Regions from separate parts of the Homo sapiens genome. Here region 1 is linked to region 2. The links are chromatin loops, found by intact Hi-C in ENCODE. Cell type or tissue: heart right ventricle. All regions are shown on one strand.

What was found. Peaks named below come from ENCODE experiments on the same cell type or tissue, not always from the same donor. Only the 100,000 strongest peaks of a DNase experiment are listed, where the experiment ranks them.
Region 1: a loop joins it to region 2, with 2.5 times the contacts of the local background. A loop is called at or near these places in 21 of 110 quality-filtered maps.

What each region holds. Positions count from the first base shown.
Region 1 is chr3:170,100,823-170,108,822 of GRCh38, reverse strand. It overlaps PHC3 (polyhomeotic homolog 3), which reads left to right. Exons shown (of 15, transcript NM_024947.4): 12 at 1,877-1,991; 13 at 5,889-6,021; 14 at 6,113-6,344. LOC105374209 (a long non-coding RNA gene) reads right to left here and starts at 5,891. Exons shown (of 3, transcript XR_924699.3): 1 at 5,148-5,891; 2 at 3,021-3,167. In heart right ventricle, no CTCF peak of the experiment used is centred here; no DNase peak of the experiment used is centred here.
Region 2 is chr3:169,981,723-169,989,722 of GRCh38, reverse strand. It overlaps SEC62 (SEC62 preprotein translocation factor), which reads right to left. Exons shown (of 8, transcript NM_003262.4): 4 at 6,812-7,016; 5 at 6,470-6,562; 6 at 3,858-3,918; 7 at 1,364-1,483. Among named protein-coding and RNA genes, the nearest start is that of SEC62, 19 kb to the right of the region's middle. In heart right ventricle, no CTCF peak of the experiment used is centred here; no DNase peak of the experiment used is centred here.

The sequences.
Region 1 (8,000 bases), 120 kb before region 2:
ATATCCTGTTCCTGGAATAACCCTGAGGAATGGACTCTTTCAGGGCTGGAACTAATGGCAGTGGTGGTTGAGTGAGAAGTTCTGTCTCCCTATAGGCTTCTCAGTCAGATCAGATTATAGTAAGATCAGATTATAAGCATGACAAAATAAAAACAGTACTTCTAGGAATTATGTTTTCAGGTCTCAGGAATGTGTTGGTGGATCTCCTGACTGGGCCGTTGGAAGGTCATTGGAAGGGGCAATTTTTAATTTACTTGTTTTGAGACTGTTTCTTCCTCATTGCTACTAAATTGATGACTTTTGCTTATGAAGGTAGTCCTGAGAATTTCCTTAAACTGGTCACGTGTCAGTTCATGATTTCATTATTCAGGATAATGTATTTGGATGCCCCACCAATGTCAAATATTAATTCACAGTTTGTTTTTTTAGTAGTTCTTGCTACTTCACTTAATTTAGCACTTTGCCATCTGCTTCCCCAGTAAAACTGAGGTAATGTGAGTACCTGAGCTCACTGAGTACATGCCACCCATGTCTACATTTCTGAGTCCTTGTATTTATCTTAGTCTTTATTAAATGAGTAACATAGAAAGAGCACACATATGGAGTTCACAGCTAAAAGCTTTAGTTAGTAAAATGCTTTTCAGTAAAATGCTTTTGTTGCTTTTTTTAATATGACTTGGCAGAGGAATTATGATGATGCAAGAAAATGGCAAAATGTGGTTGATTTAAGAATTTAACAAGTTTTACCAAAGTATTTCTTGAGCGCTATTACATGTCATACTACCCTTTTAGTTCTTATGTGGAAAATAGGAAATGGAACTATCACTTTTAATGCCTACTACCTTTTGGGCACACATATAATTGCCACTTCAATTCTTTGGGAAATGTATTATAAACCCCATTTTACAGATGAGAAAATTGTGGGTCATGAAGATTTAGTTGTTTGCTTATGGGTGACTCCTGCCGAGTACCCGGGGATTTAGCATGGAAGGGTCTTTGCGCTTTGTGTTACTGCCTGAAGATAGTTACATATGTAGGGTGGAAGAAGGACATTCTAACTTAGTAGGGAGCACCCATTAAGTTAAAGAAAAGCATGATGAAAAAAAGCATCAGTGGTTGGGAATTATGAAACTGATTTTTAAGCCTAGTTTTTATTTTAATGCAATATAACTAAAAGGAACTGTTTTATAATTAGATATATGCATCTTTTTAAAGAATTTTATGTATGTATATATATGTATGAATGAGATGGGGTCTTGCTATGCTGCCCACACTGGTCTCAAACTCCTTGTCTCAAACGATTCTTCTGCCTCAGCCTCCTGATATATGCATCTTTATATATTTTATCATATACTGCAGATCTTCGAGAGAGTTAATTATTTTGCATGCTCCTGTAAAATCAGACATATCACAATTTCACCATTTTGAAGCCATCTTTATTCTCTCCAGTTAGAATTAAGAGTTCCCTGCTATGTATCTCCACAGTGCAATTTATCAAAATTCATATCCCACCCTCAGCTTTTTGAAAGTGTTCCTCCTGGAGGATAATGCCTATGTTATTCATCTTCATTTCTCTCCCAGTGTTTATAAATAATTTTTTTTTACATTTTAGATGGATTGTAAGCAAGATGAACCTTTTAAAATGTTATGCTTATTTATATAGAAAGAAACTCCTTGTAATTTTTATGCAGAAGCAAGAGGGAATTAGTAGCAGTGGTTGTGTTTTGAAGGCTTTTGCCCTGCCAGAGTGGCTGTGGATTGAAAAGTTAAAGGGCCATTGGTTTGCTAGCAGTATCCAACCAAAGTATAGACTTAAAGAAAATTTGCATAATTAAATTTTTGGAACCTTTTTTTCCTTTGTTTCCTTCTTTTTTAGAGACATTAGAAGAAATGGACAGTGAGTTGCTCAAGTGTGAATTCTGTGGGAAAATGGGATATGCTAATGAATTTTTGCGGTCAAAACGATTCTGCACTATGTCATGTGCCAAAAGGTATTTCTGTGCTCTTGAATTTCCCAAAGGACAGATAAATAGCCATTGCAACTAAACCAAAAAACCCTTGAATAGCTTACCAAGGATAACTATAGATATTTTAATATGTAATATTATAGAAGAAACCTAGATATTATTATATAGAAGAATAATACAAATAGGCAGTATCTGGAGCCACCTAGTATTTAGTTACTAGATTTTGCTTTGCGAAAATTACATATTCATAATACTTAAAATCAATTGTACAGTATAATCTAATATTAAAGTAGTAATCTCCTGATGGTAAGAATATATTTAGGAGAATCCCTTCAATGAAGTCATCACGATTTCATCATGATTATATAATACTAGTCCTTAAAGTATCAAAAACAGTATTTGTTTTATCAGCTGTTTTATCATTATTGAAATACTTTGATTTACTTTGTGTTGTTTTAAAATGTTTTCATTTGTTTGAATCATCCTATTTATTTTAGATTTCTTATGGGACAGCTGTAGTATAAATTCCCCACACTGTTAACATTATCAGACAGCAAAATACTTGTCTTTTCTGAATTAGTATTTTCAATAGTCATTATTTCAGATAAGTAGTATTTTTTTGTTTGTTCGTTTGTTTGTTTTTGGATATAGAGTCTTACTCTATAGCCCAGGCTGGAGTGCAGTGGTGCCGTCTCGGCTCACTGCATCCTCCACCACCCAGTCTCAAGAGATTCTCCTGCCTCAGCCTCCTGAGTAGCTGGGATTACAGGCACCTGCCACCATGCCCAGCTAATTTTTGTATTTTTAGTAGAGATGGGGTTTCACCATGTTCGCCAGGCTGGTCTCAAACTCCTGACCTCAGGTGATCTGCCCGCCTTGGCCTCCCAAAGTGCTGGGATTACGTGTGTGAGCCACCACGCCTGGCTGATAAATAGTATTAATAACAAAATAAATGTTTAGTCTCTTCATTAATCGTATAATTCCCAAGTTTGGTTTATGTTAAAGAACCCCACCCTAATTCCAGTAATAAATCCTAGTAATACAGATACTTACCACTAAAGTTGAAGTGTGTGCACACTATTTTGAAATTGGTTCTCTGTTCAAAAAGGTAATTATTCTTTCAAAGGATTTAAGATCTTCAGTAGGATGACTATAGCTTGTACTGTATTTCAAAATAGGTAGAAGAGAATTGGAATGGTTCTAGCATGAAGAAAAGACAAATGTTTAAGATGTGGATATCCCAAGTACACTGATTTGATCGTTACAGATTATATGAATGTATTAAATTATCACACATACCCTAAAACTATGTACATCTATTATGCATCCATAAAAAATAAATAACCTTAACCTCATGAAAAAAATTAATATAATTGCATACATCTAGGGAATTTCTTACTTGAATATTTTATTTCGTATAGGTTATTTCCAAAATATACTTAGTAAAACTTAAGTTAAATAATAGAAGTGTTTTCCTCCAAAATTGGGCTCATTGTTTTGGTTGTCAATCTGTTTTTCAAATATGCTTTGATGTTACTGATAAATCAATAATCAAATTATGTAACTCATGTTTTAACTTGAGTTTTCTAGTTTGCATATACCACAAGAAAGAACAATGGTTATCTGATTCTAAGTGATTTAAAAACTCTAAAAATTTGGGGAAAGGACTCCCTTTCAGAATATTTTAAACTTCTTGACTATTTAAAAATATTTGAGAACACTTAATGCTGCCATCAGTCTTCTCTCAGAGATGATTGCTGAGCTGTCACATTAGTATCCTTTCGATGAACCTCTTTAGCAGGGTAGGGGCCCTAACAGGGAAATGTGGATGAGAGAGGGTAGATTAGGTCAGGGAAGAACCATTGCCATTTACATGTCTGCCTAGCTGTCTTGGAAAGCTAAATATTTAGGGACAAAATATCAAGTATAAAGCTAGCCTCTTTTCTATTCTTTTCTTAACGGATAAAGAAGTTTTATCAGTTGATATAAATGGAAATCAGAAACCTACATTGCTGAGCCCACAAATGAGCACATTATGAACACAGCAGGATCTCGAATTGTTTTAGGGTAAAATGAATTGGCTATCAAGATACTTATATTTTTATGGGAAAAATAGCATATTCATTATCATAGTACTTTTTATTTCCACCTCTTGATATCTTTATAAAATGTAGGTGAGGAGAATTTGTTTTGGTGTCAGCATACTGGTTCTAGAATAGTTAGCAATAGCAAAGTTAATTGGGATTTATTCTTGTAACTTTCTTGGAGCAAAGGAATTTTGAAGGGTAGGTGTGGTGGCACATGCTTGTAATCCCAGCACTTTGGGAGGCTGAGGTGGGAAGATTGCTTGAGCCCAGGAATTTGAGACCCACCTGGGCAACATAGTGAGACCCCCATCTCTACAAAACAGATTTTTGAAAATAGGTTACCAAGGCGTTTCATATATGTAAAAATGAAACTGCATATATTTTTCCTAGCTTTGCATAGCTTTTCAGAAATTTGTTTCTTAGATCATTTCTTCTCACTCTTCTTTCTAGGGAAAGGTTGGCAAACTCACCCAGGCCAGGTCTTTCCCATTGTTCATTTTTTTGTATGGGCTCATGAGCTAAGGATGATTTTGAAATTTTTAGTTTGTTGGGAAAAAAATCAAAATAATATTTCATGATACATGAAAATTATGTGAAATTCAAATTTTACTGTTATTGTTACTGAAAATTTTACTAGAACACAACCATGCTTATTCAATATTTTCTATTTATTTTTTATTTTTTTATTTTTATTGTTTTGAGTCAGGGTCTGGCTCTGTCACCTGTGCTGGAGTGCAGTGGCGCTATCACAGCTCACTACAACCTTGGCCTCCTGGGCTCAAGCCATCCACCCACCTTAGCCTTCTAAGTAGCTGGGACTACAGGTGTGTGCCAGCACACCTGGCTAGTTTTTGTATTTTGGGTAGAGACGGGTTTTCACCGTGTTGGCCTTGAACTGGTCTTGCCATTTACTGGTCTTGAACTCTGGAGCTTAAGTAATCCACCCACCTTGGCCTCCCAAAGTGCTGGGATTACAGGTGTGAGCCACTGGGCCTGGCTCAGGGTATTTTCAATGGCTGCTTTCACACTACAGTGGCAGAGGTGGGTAGTTGTGACAGAAACTTATATGGCCCATGAAACTTAAAATATTTACCATCTAGTCCTTTGTAGAAAAAGTTTGCCAGTCCTGGTTCCAGGGCTTTAGGATCCATTAAAAGACATAGGATTCTTTTAAGCTGTCATCATGTCTTATAAAGGTCTATGTTCAAAAATACTAGGCAGTCTATTGTGATAAAAGAAAATCTTTCATTAAAGAGTTATATACTTCTAAATTTTCTGAATAGTGAGAGCAATGAATTCCTTGTGTAACTTTAAAATCTCCACTTTACATTTTCATTCTTTGATTTTAATAATATTTGAAAAATCTTTTGTTAGCTGCTTGAGATCCTCTCCCTAGTATATTAAACTTTTAAAAATTAATGTCTCTTTGGAAGTTATTACTTAGAAAAATCAGATTGAATAAACATTTAGATACTACATAACTTCTTTTTCTTTCGGAACCTTCCATTTTTTTTACTGCTATGAAAATTGGTTATCCTCTGTATTTTGCAGGCAGTTTCCCACTGTCATGCTGTAATCAGGAAAAAATACAATACCTTGTTATAGATGTCCAGTATTATATTGAGAGATATATTATGGTATACACAGAGCCTGTTTTTTGACCTTTAGCATAAGTAAATCCATTGAACAGTGTAGTTACTTTATGAGGTCTTACATTCATTAATGATGTATTGTGGTACTTACTGATTCACAGTTGCACTTTAAAGTCACAATTAAATACTAAATGGATTGTCCCATATATCATTAAATATTTTTTCTTTCTTGAATTTCTTAGGTACAATGTTAGCTGTTCTAAAAAATTTGCACTTAGTCGTTGGAATCGTAAGCCTGATAATCAAAGTCTTGGGCATCGTGGCCGTCGTCCAAGTGGCCCTGATGGGGCAGCGAGAGAACATATCCTTAGGCAGGTCTGTATAAACCTTGCTTCAATGTAAAATACCCTTTTCAGAAATGCAAGGAAAGTGCAATGCTGTATTTTGCTTGTACTACATTTTCCAGCTTCCAATTACTTATCCATCTGCAGAAGAAGACTTGGCTTCTCATGAAGATTCTGTGCCATCTGCTATGACAACTCGTCTGCGCAGGCAGAGCGAGCGGGAAAGAGAACGTGAGCTTCGGGATGTGAGAATTCGGAAAATGCCTGAGAACAGTGACTTGCTACCAGTTGCACAAACAGAGCCATCTATATGGACAGTTGATGATGTCTGGGCCTTCATCCATTCTTTGCCTGGTATGTAATTCATCACTTTGGCCTTAATATTTTTCTTGTGCATTCACACACAGCAATGTTAGATACATCCACACCTTTTGCACAAAAGGGCTAGAGAAGTACTGTGTATATGTATAAATAAAATGACATTTGTTATTGAAATATGATCTGTTTCCTCTTGCTTATTCCCTCAGCACTACTGGGTATTTTCTCATACCCCCCAAGTCGATAAAAACTGACTAGTCCTGCTTCTGCTGTGACACCTCAGCCGGTGAAGATATTAAAGGTGCTTTCTTCTCTTCAGTCTGATTTCTCTCGAGAGGTCAGTAGAGAGATTGAATCAGACACTTCTTCCTTTCTGCTCTTCTATTTTTCTATTCTATTCCTCCTTATTTCCTAATTTAACCTTTTAAAAAATGAAGTAAGAGAGACTTTTTTCTTTTTTTTACATTTTTGAAAGCTAATCAAAACCTTTTAAAATGTAAAAATTTGGTTTCTTTGAAAAAATCAAGCTAGTCCTTTTAAAAGAAGGTACATTCTTTGATTCTTTTCAATAAATAAACATCAAGAGCCTTTCTGAAATTTTATTTTTCAAATAGAGAGCTGAAATTCAATTATATTCATTCTAATATTGAGGGTAACTTTCTTATTTATGTTTTCCTGTTCTCTCATTTTGATACTCTTTCCATCACCTTAAGTCTCTATCTTTTTTCCTTAAAACAACAATAATCTTTTATATCCACCTTCTCCAAGGGGCTGGCTACTAAAGACAGCTGCACCTTTGCTCATGATGAGACCCACACTAGTTATATATGTTAAGACTATACATATATGTATATATATACTTTTTTAAATCAGTAAATCTTGTCATTCACTTTGACCTTACGCATATGGAAAATGAGGAGACTAAAACAAAAAATTTATTTCCTTTTGGTTTTATTGCGAATCATATCATTTCTCTTGATACAAGCTTTCTAGAAGAATACATCCTATTTGAACTTGTCTACTAACTTTTTACAGTTTAATAAGCTAATTAATCAGCTGTTGTTGCTAATTAGTCTTTCTCTGATGGCAACTAAAGTCTTGGAAGCATACTTAGAGCTAACATGCTATACAAGAAAATATATTTAGGAATGATAGTTGTAAAGAATCCGTCACCCACTTTACCTCATATACAGAATTCTGTGAGATTTTGTTAAATTAGTTTATCAATAGCTTGTTTTAGAAATGCTAAGTTTTAAAAAAATATGGCCACTTTTAAAGAAAGATGGAATTGTTTAAAGTGGAGATACTTCATGGGAAGATTTTTAAACATGTGCATGTGCCCACGAAAACTTAGATGTGAGTTAATTGCTGACCATGTGGATTTAGAATCTGTTTTAAACTGGGTGTATTTAGAAGACAGTGGGTCTTCATTGGTTGTGGTTTTAGTATCTAATGAAACCAGTTTTAGTTTTTAGACCAGTATAGCTATCTTGAGAATTAACTTTGGAGTCTATGTGGATACCTGGGGCTGGGCTTTGATTCTGTCATCTTCAGAAGTAGTGTCACTCTTCCAGGTAGGGCACATGATCTGTTTGTGAGCCTGATTTTTCATTTGGGGGAAATTTTTCTTTTCCTTTGCAGAAGAGAGTTGGTTTATATCCTGAGAAAAGTAGTTGCCCAAATAATTAACAA
Region 2 (8,000 bases):
TTTAAACAGCAAAACTACATAATAACCATAAACTATTGTGAACACTGGTTTAATTTAAAAATAAGCAAGTAGAATAATTCTATTCAGTGGAGCTAAACCTTTGCTAAAAATTTCCAAGGAGTTTCTAAATTTCAGGAATTTGAAAGGCAAAAAGCACCAATTTTATTATGTCTAATGTCAGATCAAAGTTTATGACTTTTCCTTCTTGATGCAGGTATTACACTGACACTAAATTCAAACAGGCTTAGATATTGTTTCTTGGCCTACAAATGTGCCCGTGTTCCATGCAAAACCAGCAGGGGATTTTTCTGCTGCCAGAGGTTACCAAATCAGAGGAAGGAGGCTGGGCGTGGTGGTTCACGCCTGTAATCCCAACACTTTGGGAGGCCAAGGAGGGCAGATCACCTGAGGTCAGGAGTTCGAGACTAGCCTGGGCAGAGTGATACCCTATCTCCCCCACAAAAAGCCAGGCATGATGAAATGCACCAGTACTCCTAGCTACTTGGGAGGCTGAGGCAGGAGGATTGCTTAAGCCCAGGAATTCAAGGCTGCAGTGAGCTATGATCTCACCACTGCACTTCAGCTTGGGTGACAGAGCAAGACCCTGCCTCTAAACAAATAATCTATGAAAGACCCCAATCATCCAGAAATGCGGAAAATTCATTTACTTATGTTTTCCTATTTGATTTTTAAAACATTAACTCCTTATTGCATCTAGTATTTTGGTACTTGGGTGAAAATTATTGATTTTTCCCAAAATGGCAAATCAATTGTTTAGAATCATTTATTAAATATATGCATAGATTATTTAGATGTTGCATTTGTTCTAAGTCAAAATTAAAAAATGTTTTACTGAAAGTATTATGTCTAATAAATGATCTACCACTGCAAAAATATTAAACGCCTCTGCCATAACTAATTTTTAAAGCACATCTATTTGCAGATTAAGATATAATAATGTATGGTATATTTCAAAATAAGTAAATTTCAAATGTCTCACAATAAATGATAGGCAAGAAAGGTGATCAATATGCTAATTATGTTAATTAGCTTGATTTAAACATTCCACATTGTACACATACACCAAAACATCACATTGTACCCCATAAATGTATACAATTATGATCTGTCAATAAAAAATAATCTTATTAAAAAATTTTTTTAAAGATGTATTAAATCCTTTTTCTGCAGACAGAACACATCTTACCAAGCCTGAGTTTTGAGATTTGACTCAGAAAGTAGTACCATATATTTCTTGATTTACCTCCATTAATTTTTCTTAAGCTTTACTGAAGCTCCAAATTACAGTCCAACTGCTCAATACCAACCTTCTTGAGGTCAATTTTATAATAACAATACTTACCAACAGCAAGGAGAAGAATACTGGCTACAAAACAGCCTGCACCCACACTGAGGTAATAAACACCTACTCTCATTTCTGCTGGCCAAAGGGGGAAGAGGGTGGCCGCTATTACTGCAATCACTGGAACAAGAAATGACAAAAGTTAAATTTTAGAATAAAAACTTAAATGGTATGGCTGCACTAACAGAAACATATCCCTGGGGGAAAAACTGAGAAACATAAACACAGTGAAATATAAAATTGCCATTTTTATAGGTAAAAAATGGTCAATTATGAGCAATTTCATATTGTTCAACCTAACATTTTATACTATTCTTAAACTAGTTTTTATTAGTGTAAATTACATATAATTAGAAAAAAATGCTATGTAGAAATTCAAAACTGTTGCCTCCTTAATTTATCAACTGCCCCCTTTTTCAAGCTATATCTACTTTATTTAAAAAATACTAAGATATTTGCCTACTAAGTAAGGGAGCTAAAAGAAACAACAGAACAACAAAGCCAACAAAAAATGATTTCCAAGACCCCTCTCTGGAGATTCTTCTTCTGGGGTGGAGCTCTGACATCCACAGACTGAAAGATTCCCCAGGTGATTTCTGCTACAGATGTATTTTTTGGTGCTTAGGGAAACTGTTTACAAGTGTCTCCAGTTTTTTTGCAAGTAAAGTGGGGACACAAGAAAGAATTATAAGAAATTAGAAGCCTGGTTATTAGGTCTTTAGAATAAGACCAGGATTAAAATTCTAGCTCCATCACTTATAAGCTATGTAACCCTGGGCAAGTTACTTAACTCTTTTGAGGCTAAGTTACCTTATATTTAATAAGTCTCTTCCTATTCTTCAAAGGTTGTTGTGAGGATGAAATGATATATTGTACGCAAAATATCTAGCAAAGTGACTAGTACTCTTATTATAAAAGAGTTATTTTGCTTTTTGTTTTCTGAAACAGAGTCTTACTCTGTCACCCAGGCTGCAGTACAGTGGCATGATCTTGGCTCACGACAGCCTCGACCTCCTGAGCTTAGGTGATCCTCCCACCTCAGCCTTCTAAGTAGTTGGGACTACAGGTGTGAACCACCACACCCGGCTAATTTTTTGTAGAAACGAGGTTTCGCCATGTTGCCTAGGCTGGTTTCGAACCCTTGGATTCAAGCCATCTCCCTGCCTTGGCCTCCTAAAGTGTTAGGATTACAAGTGTGAGCCACTGAGCCCAGCCTTAAAGAGTTATTTTGAATGGGATCCTATCATACCATATTGACCAAGCTTATTTTAACTGCTACCTATTTTTTTTTTTTCTGTTTGTTAAATCATTCTTTCCCCATAAAACCTCCTGGAATACACACGTTAAAAAGCAAATCAAAAACAAATCAAACCCCCAGCACTTTGGGACAACGAGGCAAGTGCCCAGGAGTTTGAGACCAGCCTGGGCAACATGGCGAAACCCCATCTCTACAAAAAAATACAAAAATTAGCGGGGTGTAGTGGAGTGTGCCTATAGTTCCAGCTACTCAGTAGGCTGATGTGGGAGATCACCTGACCCCAGCAAGTCGGGCTGCAGTGAGCCATGATTGTGCCATTGCATTCCAGCCTGGGTGACAGGAATGAGACCCTGTCACAAACAAGCAAATCAAAAGGTATAGAGAAAATTAAGTCTTCATCTAATTCTTATTCCACTTCCCAGAGGTTAAGTACTATTAAGCTTACCTGTATTCTCAGAGACTGCCTATATATAATTAACTAGCTACAGGGACTTTTTTTCTAAATAAGTAAATGAGCTTATACTATTCTTACTCGTCTGTAACTTTCTTTTCTTTTTTTATCTATTCTAGGTATAATATCCTTGCACATGTACGTTTGTGCAACTGTGATTATGGCATAGGGTAAATTCCTTAAAGTGGAATTTATTAGATCAAATGGTATAAGCATTTTGAATTTGAAAGATATTTGCTAGATTATACTCAAGTATAGTCTAAGGGATTTGGAAAAAAACAGATAATGTGTCAATGCACACACTTTGTGCAACTGTATGGGAACAGCCTAGAATTGCTGGGTCACTGCAGACACATAAAATTTCAAAGATACTGACAAACTGCCCTTTACAAAAATTAAAACAATAGACATACCTATCAACTGTTAGAGAGAGCTGATTTTTTTCTAAGACCTTTAATGTTAAGGTTTGCAAGACTCTTAATCACTACAGCTTTAATTTGTATATGAGTGTGATTAAGTATCACTCATGATGATTGGTCATTGTATTTCTTTATCTGTTAACTACCTTGACCATTTTTCTATCAGTTTGTTAATCTCTTAAAAGATCTTTAATATGTTTCAAATATTTTCCTTAGTGTATTATTTATCTTCTGACTTTATTTAAAGTATTTTTAAAATGACAACTATTTTATGTTAAATTTAGGAACATTTTCTTTTACAGTATCTGCATATTGTTTTCTAAATTTTAGATTGCACTTTATAGCTATTAACATCTCACTACTTACCAAGAATTAATCCCATGACAAATGTTTTAAAGTGAACTGGGTCATAGATCCATACATACACCTAGAAGAATCAAGAAACCTCGGTGCTTAAAAGTTCTAATGTCACATTAGAAAGTAATGCTTAATTCTATATTTTAGGTCCCTTAAAGCAGTCATCAACCTCTTAACATACGAGAAGTAATTTCTAAGGTAAATAAATTCCAAAGATCTTTCCTTCAGTAGTAGTGGTTCTTCTGGCGCTAGAAAATGATTATAGGATAACTATAAATTCTATAAAGCACTTAAGTAAATTTGTATGTTCTTACATACACTTAAAAATTTGTTTGACTGGGCTTGGTGGCTCACGCCTATAATCCCAGCACTTTGGAGGCCAAGGCGGGCAGATCACTTGAGGTCAGGAGTTCAAGACAAGCCTGGCCAACATGGTGAAACCCTGCCTCTACTAAAAATACAAAAATTAGCCAGGTGTGGTGGTGGACGCTTGTAATCCCAGCTACTCGGGAGGCTGAGGCAGGAGAATTGCTTGAACCCAGGAGGCAGAGGTTGCAGTTAGCTGAGATCACACCACTGCACTCCAGCATGGGCGACAGAGCAAGACTCTGTCTTGGGGGAAAAAAAAATTGTTCCATGTGTGCACATCATTATTTATTCAACCAAAACACCAGCAACTGCCAACCTTTTTGTCCCTAATGTAATGATGAACCAGTCTGGGATAAAAGCGCAGTTAAGACAGATTCCAGCCAGGCCCTATTACAGATCTAGTATCACTCAACTCCACACTTTTCTCTCCTGAGAAGACACAAAGATCAATTATTAAAGATCATGCTTGGTGAACATAGTCTCTATGACTGTATTAATTTCATTGCCTACTCCTCCATGGAGGGCCCATAAGCTGGGAACCACTACTTCAAAACTTAATTTACTTTTATCAGGCTCTTATTTTACACAACAGAAATTTACTTCATTCAGATCAGAACTCTGTTTGATCATTCATCCATAAAACTCAGTTTTATTTCTTAGTTTCTATAAATAACAGTACTCTTCCCTCTTATTTCTATATTGACCAGAACTCTTTATTGTCTTTCCAACGTGGTTCTTCAATTTTTAACACCAGAGGTTCCACTTTAACCTCTTATTTTACTCTGCCCATTTCCTTGGGAATCAGATTCACAGATATTACTTCTGCCAGTTTCCATTCTAAAAAAACATGTTTTTTTAAAAAAGATATTTCACAACTTTAAAAGTTATGGAGTGCATGCTGCTTTCTACAGAATAAAATCTAGGCTTCTCAGGATACCAAGCACCCATGCGTTTGCTCAGGCTGTTTCCTTCCCTAACAGACCTAACCTCCTTCCTGGCACGCCTGGCAATCTGCCAGTCATCTTCAAGTCTAAGCTCAAATGTCCTTTAGACCCTTCTTATCCTTCCTGACTAAATTAACTATTCCTACCTGGTGCTTTCACACCATTAATGCTTACCACACTGTACTATATTAACATGTTTAAGTGCCTGTATCTTTGCTAGACCATTAAGAGATTTTATCCTACTTATCAAGCTATTCCCAACGCCTATAAAAATAAAAATTTCTATTACAGTGGTTCTCAACAAGGGGTTCACATCAGTCACCTGAGGACACTTTATTATAGATATATAATCCTCCCCCACAATCCCACTCTAGATAGTCTCATGCAAGTAAGAATTTCAAACACACAACCCTAGGAGCCATGACTTTATAGATGTTACTATTGTATAGGTATAACAGGAAAGGATATATCCTGAAATTCACAACAGTTCAATGCCCAGTATATAACTCATGTTTACGTACTGGTGAAGTGACTGAATTAAGCAGTCTTTATGGAAGGCTACCACCATACAAATCTTCCATTACAAATGATAAGCATAAAGCATCAAGAAATGTTAAAAATTTTAAGCCCCTCAAGTGATGTGTCTGACTTACATTCTGTAAGAGATAGAGACTTGTAGCTATCTCCTATTCTGCTCTTTTTTCTTTGATAATAATGGAAACCCTACATTTCGGCTGGGCAAATAATCATCCTGTATAAAAAGTGCATTTCCAAGATTTTACTTCTCATATGCATGACCATGTGACTATGTTCTGGCCAATGGAATTCAAGCAGAAATGAAATTACCAGCTTTCTGGACAGTGTCCTTAAACTGGTCTCCTTAAAGAGGAGACATATTCTTCACTCTCCTTTCCTCTTTTCGATGCAGATATAAGATTGGCAGTCATTCTGGACCATAAGGTAACCTTAGCTAGAAGCCTCAGACAGAGGAGAAAAGAAGAGCTGGGATCCACCATGGAGCTGACGTATCTGTACAGCTTACCTACAGATTTCACTGATAAAAAAGAAATAAGCATCTATTTTGTATTAAGATGCTTTTATTTCAGGTTTCCTATCACTCACAGTCAAATCTGACTTTTAAAAATCTAAATAAGAGAAATTATTGATTTTTAAAAATGGAGTAGCTTTTATACATTTAAGAGCATAATTAGATTTCTCAAAATTTTTCCTTTTATTAGTGAAGGCATCAAACATCTTTCTAAAAACTCCTATAGAAAACTGAACTTCTAGTTATAGGCTTACTCTCACCTCATTTCCATCCAGAAAAACCTGATCATCATGTGGCTCAAGTTTGAATTTTTTCTTAGTTTCCTTCTTTTTAGGAGTTCCTGGAGTTTCCTCCTATGAAAACACAAGTTGGACAGAAGAAATAACACAAGTAAGCAAGAAATATGATGTTCATACAGTCAAAAAACTTTCACTGACTATTTGTAACACAGAAATAAAAATTCTCAACCACGGTATTTATAACAACTCTAATATAGTTATCTCAGGTAGGTGTTGCATAATACTTAAATGTGCTCATAGGCCAGTAGTGTTCATGTGCACATAATGATTTTTAAATTTTTACTTAATTTTAGATTAACTCACCTTTTTGGATTCTTCCTTTTCACCATCTTTTTTTTTCTCTTTTTCTTTTTTTGTCTTCTCATCCTTTATATTTTCTTTCTTGCTCTTTTTATCTTCTTCTTTTCCACTTTCAGCTTTTCCTTTATCTTTTTCTTTCTTTATGTCTTTATCATATTTCATTTTCATTACTTTTAGGGCTCGGTGAAAAAACTGCTTCTTTAAAAGCCTTTGGGAAAAACAGGTATGGCATTACACTCCCCATATAGATAGAGACTGAAAAGCAAAAATATCAAGACCTGAATAAAATAAGCAAAGGAAGGCATAAATTAGCAACACAAGAGAAATTACAACTAGTATGCCCGTGAAAAAGTAGTCAACTCTACCACTAAATCAAAACACTTTACAGTCAATTATATAAAAGTTGTCAAAACTCAGTGATATTCAATATAATTTTCACTTTTAATGATGTACCTTAAGTATAAAAGAGATTATAGGTTTGAGATTATCCATATAAAGACTCTTTCTGGGTTCATATAATCAAGACTCAGCTTCACTTTATGTTAAGTCTCAAATGCAAGAGCTGACGTAATAAAGAAAGGAGAAAATAAACAGTTTAAGAAATGTTAACAGATTAAAAGTGATGATTTGATGGGTCCAAATAATGTCTTTTCAGCTTTCTTGGTGTTATTTTTTCTCCAAGTACTTCGCAATTCAGTGTGCCACTGTAATGATTATCTTCAATTAAGCAATGATTAAATATACTAAGGTGAGATTTTTGGACTCTGAAAAGGACGTGCACAACATCAAATTGAAAAATGTGCAATATATTTGGCAAAACATGATGTATTCCTGGTTTCACTAATTTCTCTCTAAATAGATTGTTTTCTCTCTTTTTATCAGTTATTACTATATTTTATATTCTCACCTTAGGGCCTTCACACTGGCTGTTCCCTTTACTTAGAATGCTCTTCCCCCAAATAAGCAGGTCCTTTTGTTTCACTCCCTTCCTTCAAGTTTTCCCTCAACCACAACCTACTCTGTTTAAAACATAAGCCCACCTTCCCATTCTCTCGTTTCCTGTTACCCTATCCATAGCACTTATCTTCTAACTCACTATATAATTTGTAGTAGTTGTTTGCTCCTTCACTAGACGGTAAACTTCTTAAGAGAGAGAGAGATCCTTGCTTTATTCATTTTTTATCTGACCCCA